2 separate regions of the Homo sapiens genome follow, and region 2 is linked to region 1. Evidence: read pairs that join two places in POLR2A ChIA-PET (ENCODE). Cell type or tissue: MCF 10A. All regions are shown on one strand. Links, peaks and the distances in the headings refer to the core of each region. The heading gives the core; the rest is flanking DNA. Region 1 has its middle 200 kb from the start of SNORA105A. Region 2 overlaps CDH12 (cadherin 12).

What was found. ChIA-PET counts read pairs that join two places held together with the same protein. Peaks named below come from ENCODE experiments on the same cell type or tissue, not always from the same donor. Only the 100,000 strongest peaks of a DNase experiment are listed, where the experiment ranks them.
Region 2: POLR2A ChIA-PET joins it to region 1 with 5 read pairs; 3 of 35 experiments call an interaction of 5 or more read pairs at or near these places.

What each region holds. Positions count from the first base shown.
Region 1 is chr5:21,683,628-21,689,021 of GRCh38, reverse strand. No RefSeq gene overlaps it. Among named protein-coding and RNA genes, the nearest start is that of SNORA105A, 200 kb to the left of the region's middle. In MCF 10A, for the core only: no CTCF peak of the experiment used is centred there; a DNase peak (open chromatin) is centred at 3,281.
Region 2 is chr5:21,772,570-21,777,963 of GRCh38, reverse strand. The region is part of intron 11 of CDH12 (cadherin 12); the gene reads left to right. Among named protein-coding and RNA genes, the nearest start is that of SNORA105A, 110 kb to the left of the region's middle. In MCF 10A, for the core only: no CTCF peak of the experiment used is centred there; a DNase peak (open chromatin) is centred at 2,963.

The sequences.
Region 1 (5,394 bases), core at 306-5,305:
AGTTTGTACATCTCTAAGAAAACCTTTTGTACATGTTAGTTATCCTAACTGAAAATTTTATTAAAGTATGAATAGCATAGAATGTGTGATTATAGTCTCAAGCTTGGATTGAGGTAATCTTGGTTTGTGTAAATACATTCTATGATGTTTGCATGATTGAGTCATGAGTCCCTTAACCACATAGATGCATTCTGAGAAAAGTGTCCTTAGGCAATTTTTTCATTGTGCAAACATCATTGCATGTACAAATCTAGATGGTAGAGCCTACTATACACCTAGTGTACCAGTCTGTTTTCATGCAGCTGATAAAGACATACCCGACACTGGGAAGAAAAGAGGTTTAATTGAACTTACACTTCCACATGGCTGGGAAGGCTTCAGAATCATGGCGGGAGGCGAAAGGCCCTTCTTACATGGAGGAGGCAAGAGAAAATGAGGAAGAAGCAAAGGCAAGAACCCCTGATAAACCCATCAGATCTCATGAGACTTATTCACTATCATGAGAATAGCACGGGAAAGACCAGCCCTCATGATTCAATTACCTCCCCCTGGGTCCCTCCCACAACATGTGGGAATTCAGGAAGATACAATTCAAGTTGAGATTTGGTGGGGACACAGCCAAACCATATCACCTAGGTTATAGTGTGTAGTAGGCTATACAATTTAGGTTTGCACATGCAACGATGTCCAAAAAGAAAATCATTGTATGTTTATACATGCAATAATGGTTTAGCCTACTGTTCCCAGGCTACAACCTGTAGAGAATGTTAATGTACTGAATACTGTAGGCAACTGTAATACAATGATAGGTATTTGTGTATTTAAATATATGTAAGCATACAAAGGCACAGTAAGGATACAGTATAAAAGACAAAAAAAAAAAAAAGGTACATTTTCATAGTGCATTCTACTAAGCCAGTCTTGCTTTGCTATAAAGAAATACCGAAGACTGGGTAATTGATATAGAAAAGAGGTTTAATTGACTCACAGCTTCTTCGGGCTGTGCAAGCATGGTGCTGCCATAGCTTGGTTTCTGGGGAGGCTTTGGGGAGCTTTTATTCAGGGAAGAAGGAGAACCCGGAGCTTGTGCATTACATGGTGAAAGCAGGAGCAAGAGAGAGAGTAGTAGGTGGGGGAGGTGTCACACACTTTTAAATGACAAGATCCCATGTGAACTCAGAGCAAGAGCTCACTTACCATCACCGGGGGAATGGCACAAGCCATTCATGAGGGATCTGCCCCCACGATCCAAATACCTCCCACCAGGCCCCACCTCCAACATTGAGGATTACAATTCAACGTGAGATTTGGGTGGGGCATTCAAACCATATCAGGCACTTACCACGAAATATGCTTACAGGATTGGAAATTGCTCTGGGTAAGTCAATGAGTGAGAGGTGAGTGAATGTGAAGGCATTACTGTACACTACAGTAGACTTCATAAACACTGTACACATAGGCTATACTAAAGTTTAAAAAATAGTTTTTTCTTTCTTCAATAATAAAGTATCCTTAGCCTACTATAATTTTTTACTTTATAACTTTTTTTAATTGTGACTGTTTTATAATAACACTTAGCTTGAAACCCAAACACACTGTACTGCGGTACAAAAATGTTTTCTTTCTTCATATCCTGGTTCTATAAGCTTCGTTCTATTATTAAATTTAATTTTAAAAATTTTCAATTTGTAAATATGTTTACTAAAAACCAAGACACACATATTAACTTGGGCCTACCCACTATTGGATCATCAATATCACTATCTACCCCTCCACATCTTGTCCCATTGGAAGGTCTTCAGGTGCAATGACATACATGGAGCTGTCATCTCCTGTGATCACAATGCCTTCTTCTAGAATGTTTACTGAAGGAACTGCCTCAAGCTGTTTCACAGTTAACTTTTTAAATTTATATAAGTGGAAGTGTACATTCTAAAATAAGATAAAAAGATAGTGTAGTAAATACATAAGCTAATAACATAGTCATTTATTATGAAGTATTGTGTAAAAATATATGTACTAGGCTTTATACGACTAGCAGCACAGCAGGTTTGTTTAATCAGCATCATCAAAAACACATCAGTAATGCATTGCTCTGTGAGGTTAGCAGGGCAATAGGAATTCTTCAGCGCCATTATAATCTTACGGAACCATCTTCCTGTAAGAGGTCCCTTGCTGACTGAAACATTGTTACATGTCATATGACTGTAATTGCATTTACAATTGCATTATAACAAACACATGAAATACTCAGATATAACTTTAACAAAATTATTAAAATTTATACACACGGCTGACAGAAAGATCTAAATAAATGAAGACATATACCATGATCATGAATCATGAGAATTAACATTATTTAGTTTTTATTTTTTTGGATTTTACGTATACCATGATCATGAATCATGAGAATTAATATTATTTAGTTTTTATTTTTTTTGAATTTTATTGAGGTAAAATTGACAAGGTATATTTAAGGTGTTCTGATGAAAAGAAAAACTAAGGGTATGTTTTTCCTATTTTCAACACTCACATACTCAATACTTCTGTGACTCCAGATGTGTGATGGTTTTTCCTTATACACCAATCAATTATCCAGCAAATTATTCAGCAAACCCCAGCTGGCTGTCCTCTAATTCAATTTAATTCTGATACTTTTTACCTGGGTACAGCATCAGCTCTCTCAGGTTGAGGTCTCAGCAGCACAAGACTTTCCCCCAACTTCAGATGCTAGTTACACAGGCTGGGAGCTGTGTCTCTGGCCAACCAGCTAGAAATCAGGGTTCCCACAATCTCCTTATTGGGTTTTATTACCTTGCAACAGTACTTCAGAGAAAAATGTTGTAATTACACATATTCATTTATTATAAAGGATATCACAAAGATACAGATGGGCAGCGTGATGGAAGAGATGCATAGAATGAGGGCATGAGGTCCTCATTAGAATGAGGCAAGTGGAAAGAGGGGTGGAGCTTCCATGCCCACTTCAATTATCACCCTCCAGAAACCTCCATGTGTTCAGCTATTCAGAAGCTCTCTAAACCTTGTCCCTTTGGGGTTTTATGGAGGCTTTATTATATAAGCATAATTAATTAAATCATTGGTCTTTGGTGATCACAACTCAACCTTCAGCTCCTCCGATCTCCTTACAGGTTGGAAAATGGAGCTGAAAGTCCCTATTTTGTAATTCTGTCTTGCTCTTTCCAGTGACCAGCCCTACTCTAAAGTTATATAGAGGCTGCCAGCCACCAGTCATCTCATTAGCATACAAAAGACACCCTAATCATGTAGGAGATGCCAAGAATTCTGTGAGTCATATGCTGAAAGGGAGGAGAAAGACCAAGTGTATATCTCACACTATCACACGTGTACAACGCGATGTTTTGATATATGCATACATTTGGAAATGATCACCACAATTAATTAAATTAATGTGTCCATTACCTCACATAGTTACCATTTTTTTGTAATGAAAATGCATAAGATCTACCTTCTTAGTAAATTTCAAGTATATAATACAGTATTGTGACCTACAGTATAGTATAGTTATCAATACTGTTTAAATATCAATGTTCCCAAAATTGATCAAAAGATCAAGAAATACTAATCAAAATGTGTATAGTAAATGATTTTTCTTGCTTAAAGAGAGGTTTGATCTTTTGTTTGGCTCCTGAAAAATAACTTCTAAGCCTTTGGAATGTCCTACCCAATAAAGGTGTCTCTGTTTAGCTGCATGTTTATGGCCACACCAGATAGTCTGTGCTAACAACGTGATTTATGTTGTATAGTGGAGGATCTTGAGTCACATGTTATCAGCTTATCAGCTGGACATCTGAAGGAGTTGGAGGCTAAGGTCAGTAACATGGTGAGCAATAATTTTTATGTAATTGAATGCAATGAAAACTCTAGACATCAAAGCTGGGCTGAGCTTTCTGGTTGGTATAGTCCATGCATATTGTCACATATTCCTGCTTAGAGAAATAGATTCTCTACCCAAGACTCCACTGGGAGAGTAGAAAGGGAAGCTTCATAGCTAGGTATTTCCTGGACTTTCGTCTATGTGCTTCTTCCCTCTGCTGATTGCCATTTGTGTCTTTTTTGCTGCAATAAACCATAATCATGAGTTGAACCTGAGAGCAGTCTTGGAGATGTGGGAACCTGGACTTAAAAGTGAGAGTGTTCTTGGGGACCGTACCAAGTTAAATAATGTCCCGTAAAAATTCATGTCCACTTAGAACCTGTGAATATGGCCTTATTTGGTAATAAGGTATTGGGAAATACAATCAAGTCAAAATGAAGGAAACCTAAATCCAATGTTATTGATGACCTCATAAGAAGAGGGAAATTTTGACACAAAGATGCAAACACACAGGAATAATGCCATGTAAAAATGGAGGCAAAGACTGTAAGGATGCATTGACAAGCCCAGAAACTCCTAGGATTGCCTGTGATCACAAGAAACTAGGATAAGGCTGGGAAGCATAATTCTCTAGAGCCTACAGAAAGAGAATAGGGCTGCTGACACCTTAATTTTGCACTGATGGCCTCCAAAACTGGGAAAGAAGAAATTTCTTTTAAACCATCCAATTTGTGGTTATTTATTATGATAGCACTAGAAAACTAATATGAATCCCACATTTTGCAAAATTCTGTAAGGATTTTTGTAGAAACTGACTGATTCTAAAATATTTATGAAAAACAAATAACCTAGAATAACCCAAACAGTTTTGCAAAGGAAGACCACAGCTAGGAGAGTTATACCACTTTACTTGAAAGTATACCATAAAGCTACTTTTATCAAGACAGAATAGTATTAACATAGAGATATACATTTAGATCAATGGGACAGAACAGAATTCATGAAAAGACCCACAGATATATAATCAATTGATTTTTTTCAGCATGTTACCAAAAAAAGGTGGGGGAGAAGAGAGATAGTATTTTAACTTATAGCTCTGGAAAAACATAACAATTAGAGGGAAAAATGAATATCAATTCATTTTTTTTTTTTTTCCAGACAGAATCTCGCTCTGTCACCCAGGCTGGAGTGCAATGGCATAATCTCGGCTCGCTGCAAACTGTGCCTCCAGGGTCCATGCGATTCTCCTGCCTCAGCCTCTTGAGTAGCTGGGATTACAGATGCGCACCATCATGCCTGGCTCATTTTTGTATTTTTAGCAGAGTCGGAGTTTCACTATGTTGGTCAGGCTGGTCTCAAACTCCTGACCTCGTGATCCACCCACCTCGGCTTCTCAAAATGCTGGGGATTATAGGCGTGAGCTACCGTGCCCAGCCGTATCAATTCCTAAATAATAAACATTTACTTGACATGAATTATATATCTAAAAGTAAACTGTTAACTTATAAAACTTATGGTGAGCATAATACATAGGA
Region 2 (5,394 bases), core at 237-5,236, 89 kb before region 1:
TGGATATAAAATGTTTCTACAAAAATTATAACTATGTGAGGTAGTGCATATGTTAATTAGCTAGATTTACTCATTCTACAATGTATATATACTTCAAAACAGTGTATTGTACATGGTAAATACATACAGTTGTATCTGTCAGTTAGAATGTTAACTTAAAAATGTTAGTGGTAGGCTGGGCATGGTGGCTCATGCCTGCAATCCCAGCACTTTGGGAGGCCAAGGCAAGAGGATCACTTGAGGTCAGGAGGTCAAGACCAGCCTGGCCAACATGGTGAAATCTTGTCTCTACTAAAAACACAAAAATTAGCTGAATATTGTGGCGGGCGCCTATAATCCCAGCTACTCGGGAGGCGGAGGTTGCAGTGAGCCGAGGTCATGCCACTGCACTCCAGCCTGGGTGACAGAGTGAGACTCTGTCTCAAAAAAAAAAAAAATGTTAGTGGTAACAATTATCAAAGTAATTTCCATTGCATAGATAAATAATAACATAGTAAAAAAGACTAAATATTTTTATTTGCAATGTACATATAGTTGAAGTGAAATACGTATTTATTATCTATCTATATTTAAGCTTATTAGAGGGCTTACATATCAAAATTCAATAGAAATTTGCATTTTAGAAAGAAAAAACAGAGACTCAGAATAGAAAAATATGTGTGTGATATTATGTACATAACAGTGGTATAGTTAGGTAGATTTCTATCTATGCTCAATAAATGTGAATTACCAGGATCTCAAGCTACAGTAAGAGTTCCTAATAACTTAATTGTGAAGGATCTTTTTTGATAATTTCCCTTGTACATTGAAAGAGTTTGTCTACCTGACATCATACTCTTATTTAAGCAATATTTATTAAATAACTTTATGTTTAATTAATCAGAGTGACAATTTGATCAACATAATAGCACACTTAGTTGATATAATTACAAAATGATGTGTCCATTAACCTTATAATGAAATGATATGTAATATCTAATATACCAGACTTTTTGAAATATTGAAAAAATACAGCCTCATTATCAATAATTTCTCAATACCTCAGTTGGGAACTGATGAACAAAAACATACTTGGTAGTTATGATATGCAAACTATGTGTTTTTCACCTTGTGCTCAATGGTGCCATCACAGGTCCTGTCTTGGGGTGACTCAGTGATGAGAATTAGTTAAGACACACAAGACGTATTAACTAATGTAGACCTTCAAAATCAGGGCAGGGTGTGGGAAGGAATAAGACTTTCTGGCAAATATGTTCAATGATGCAGGCAGCATATGGCACTCTCAATATGGTGCCCTTGAATAAGGCAATCTTAATTATAAATGGGGTGGAGGATGGCACATAAATAGAAGATGAAGTCACAAATATCCTAAAAATAGGTGGAGCATAATACTGGTAATCGGAAGTGGATCATATTTAGATTTTAAGGGTAGAAAGACAGCAACATTTCTTTGAAAGATGTTCTCAGGTACTACACTGCTATTCACGAACAGGTCTTCAATTCTTGGGGAGGAAGAGTGCAGGAACTTAGAAGAAAAACCTACTCTTTATGTATGAGGTATTAGTTACTTATGCTATGTTACAAATTTGGTAGTTTAAACAACATGTATTATTTTACAGTTAGGAGAGTTAGGAATCCATTTATGGTGAATCTTTGTTCTCTAAGGTTTCTCTTGTAAGACTGCAATTAAGTTGACTCAGTGGTTGATAGCAAGATTCAGTGTGCTTGTAGGCTGTTGGACGAGCAACTATTCCACACTGCTGTTTGATCCGAAGCTGCCCTCAGTTTCCAGCCACAGGAGCATCTCCATAGAGCAGTTTGTAACATGGCAGCTGGCATGATCAAAATGAGCAAGAGAAAGAGAAAGTGCCAGCAAGATGAAAGTCAGCTTTTTATAACTTAATGTCAGAAATGACATCTCCTCTTTTCCCACATTCTCTTTATTGGAAGCAAGCCACTAGCTTCAGACCATACTTAAAGGAAAAGAGTTACATGAGGGTGTGAATATCAGGAGGTGGGGATCGTTGGGAGCCATTATAGAAGCTTGCCTACCATATGGGCTCTTGGCAATCAGACAAGTCAATTGAAAAAAGAGAAAAAATTAGAAACCATATTTGTTGGCCTCTAGGCACTGAAAATGTCAAGAGAAATGCAACAATCTGGCTAAATACATTAAATATAAAATCAAAATTCAGAGTGCTCCCAGAAAGAATATAATAAGTAATTATTTTTTTAAAAAAAATTACTTTGAAGACCTAAACATAGTGTCACATAGGAAGCTCCATATGAGTTAAGGATTTAAAATATTAAAAAAAAGAAAATCATCATGGAAGGAAGGATGCCATTCTAGGTTGAAGAAACATTTTAAGCAAAGGCATAGCTATGAAAAGTCATGTTGAGGTCAGATATTGCAAGCAGTGTGGTATAGTTGCTGTCAAGGAGTAGACATTCAGAGAGGAGGCTGAGGCTTCATTCAACAGAGCCTTAAAAGACTTGTGAGAATCTGCAGTTTTTCAGGTGCGACTAAGAGTCTGCCCTCCTTCTCATTCTATCTCCTCTACCTGTGTGCCCCCAGCTTACTATGGATCCAAAGAAGCATTTCACTTCTCCAACTTTTCCTATCTGTTCCTAGGCCTGCATTTCTGTGAACAAGCACTGATTGGCTTACAGTGTATTCACCTGGGTGACTATATAGTTAACCTTACGAGAAACAAAGTGACAAAGAGGTGTGGATTCTTTGTGGTGTTTGGGCAGAAATATTCTCCTTAATTTGGCCAGACTTGTTTTCAAAAAAGGTATTAATAGTTCTATTCGCTTTGAGAATAGGCATCCTTGGTTTGGCCTTTATCTTCTCTACTGGCCTTCCTCAATGTGAATCACAGCCACCTGCATCAGAGACACCTGGAACATTTCCTAAAGGGAAGATTCTTCTACCTCTTTCAAGTCATGGTGAATCAGACTTTCTGGGAGTACTGCCAAGAAATCTCCATTTCAAACAAGCTCCCTGAGTAACTCCAAGGAACACTGATTTGGGACCCACTGTGTCATTCTCAAATTTTAGTAAACAAAAGAGTGGAATCAGTTACCATGAATATATGTACTTACTCAAAGACTGTAGTTGACTTTTCAGGACTAAACATAACCATTGGTTTCAATTCCAAATTGATGTCAATCCTTTCTTCTTTCAATTGCCCAAATTATTGCTTTCCTCTTATTTTTCGTAAATGCCTTGTTTTACATGAGTGTAGGTAGTTTATTTACTGTGTTCTAATTTCCTTTCTTTTTCCCAAGTAACTATATAAAACTATTTTGTATTCTCAAAGAAAGATAAGTGTGGCTTATACTAGAATTGCCAATATTTTATTAGTACTTGTATATTAGGGTTCTTTAAAGGGACAGAACTAATAAGATAGATGAATGTATGAAAAGGAGTTTATTAGGGGAAATGACTCACATGATCACAAGATGAGGTCCCACAATAGACCATCTGCAAGGTGAGGAGCCAGGAAGCCAGTCGGAGTCCCAAAACCTCAAAAGTAGGGAAGCCAATAGTGCAACCTTCAGCCTGTGGCAGAAGGACCGAGAGTCCCTGGTAAATCACTGGTCTAAGTCCAAGAGTCCAAAACCTGAAGAACTTGGGGTCTGATGTTTGAGGGAAGGAAATATCCATCCAGCACAAGGGAATGATGAAGGCAGGAAGACTCAGTGAGCTTATTCCTTCCACGTTCCTCTGCCTGCTTTTGTCCTAGCCACGCTGGCAGCTGATTAGATGGTGCCCACCCAGACTGAGGGTGAGTCTGCCTCTCCCATTCTACTGACTCAAATGTTAATCTGCTTTGGCAACACCCTCACGGACACACCCAGGAACAATGATTTGCATCCTTCAGTCCAATCAAGTTGACACTCAGTATTAACCATCACAAGTCTACCCTTTGTCAACTTGAACCCACACACATCTCCTGAAATCATACATAATCACCAAATGAAGACAATAATAAGGTCATAATTATGCCTAACATAGTACAGTTATCCTTCTTACAACCAGAAGCACACTAATCATTAACCTAAATGCTATTATATAAAGTTAACAACATTTAAATGCTGATATGAAGTCAATAAATCTTATGTCACATGATAAAGAAAAAAAGGAAATAAAGATATTTTCTTAGTACAACTGTATACATGTACAAACATGTTCTTAACAAAATAAGGGTGAATATTCCTTAGTAGATGAATTCCTTAGTAGATGAATATCTGAAGGGGAGTTTATTAAGATAATTGATTCACAGGATCACAAGGTGAAGTCCCACAACAGGCCATCTGCAAGATGAGGAGCCAGGAAGCCAGTGCAAGTCTCAACACCTCAAAAATAGGGAAGGCAATAGTTGCAGCGTTCAGTCTGTGGCTGAAGGCCCAAGAGCCCCAGGGAAATCGCTGGTGTAAGTCCAAGAGTTTATAAGCTGAAGAACTTGGAGTCTGATGTTCGAGGGCAGGAAGGATCCAGCACAGGTGAAAGATGGAGGCCAGAAGATTCAGCTTGTCCAGTCCTTCCGCGTTCTTCTGCCTTCTTTTATCCTAACCCCACTGGCAGTTGATTAGATGGAGGCCCACCTGAATTGAGGGTGGGTCTGCCTCTTTCAGTTCACTGACTCAAATGTTAATCTCCTTTGGCAACACCCTCATAGACACATCCAGGAACAATATTTTGAATCCTTCAATCCAATCAAGTTGACACTCAAATTAACCATCACAACTTTGAAGAGTAGTACTTCGAAGAAAGAATCACTAATGAGGTTTTCACATCATTTCGTAAAGCACTGTAATGTATCATATACATCGGAAATAATAATCATTAACATCACCATAATCATCAGTGTAATTTAGAAATAATACCATTTTTCTCATTATTATATGCTATGTAAATGTAATGAAATCCAAATTTGTATTGTGATAGACTGTATTTTATCTTAAATTTTCAACTGCTTTTGCGTACATTACTGTAATCAAACTGCTTAAGAATACTTTAAATCAATCTAATTGCTCCATCAAAATCACATGTACAACTATAATGCCAGGCTTATATTTTTCTTAATTAGTATCTGATTATCACAGGAAATTAAAACTACATGATGAACTTTTCACCTAAAGGTTGAAATTTGGATAAAAATTATATTTAGACATGTAGATAAAATTCTTTTTAATATCACATGCAAGAGAGAATTCACAATTAGAAAATGTTTTTACATGGAATTGTTATCTTGTTGACATCATATACTATATCATATTGAATCAATTACTATAGGAATAGATTCAATATGATATAGTATATGATGATACTTACAAGTTCATACTTCTTAGTATAAACTTCTTAGTATCAAAGATTCTATTTGGGCC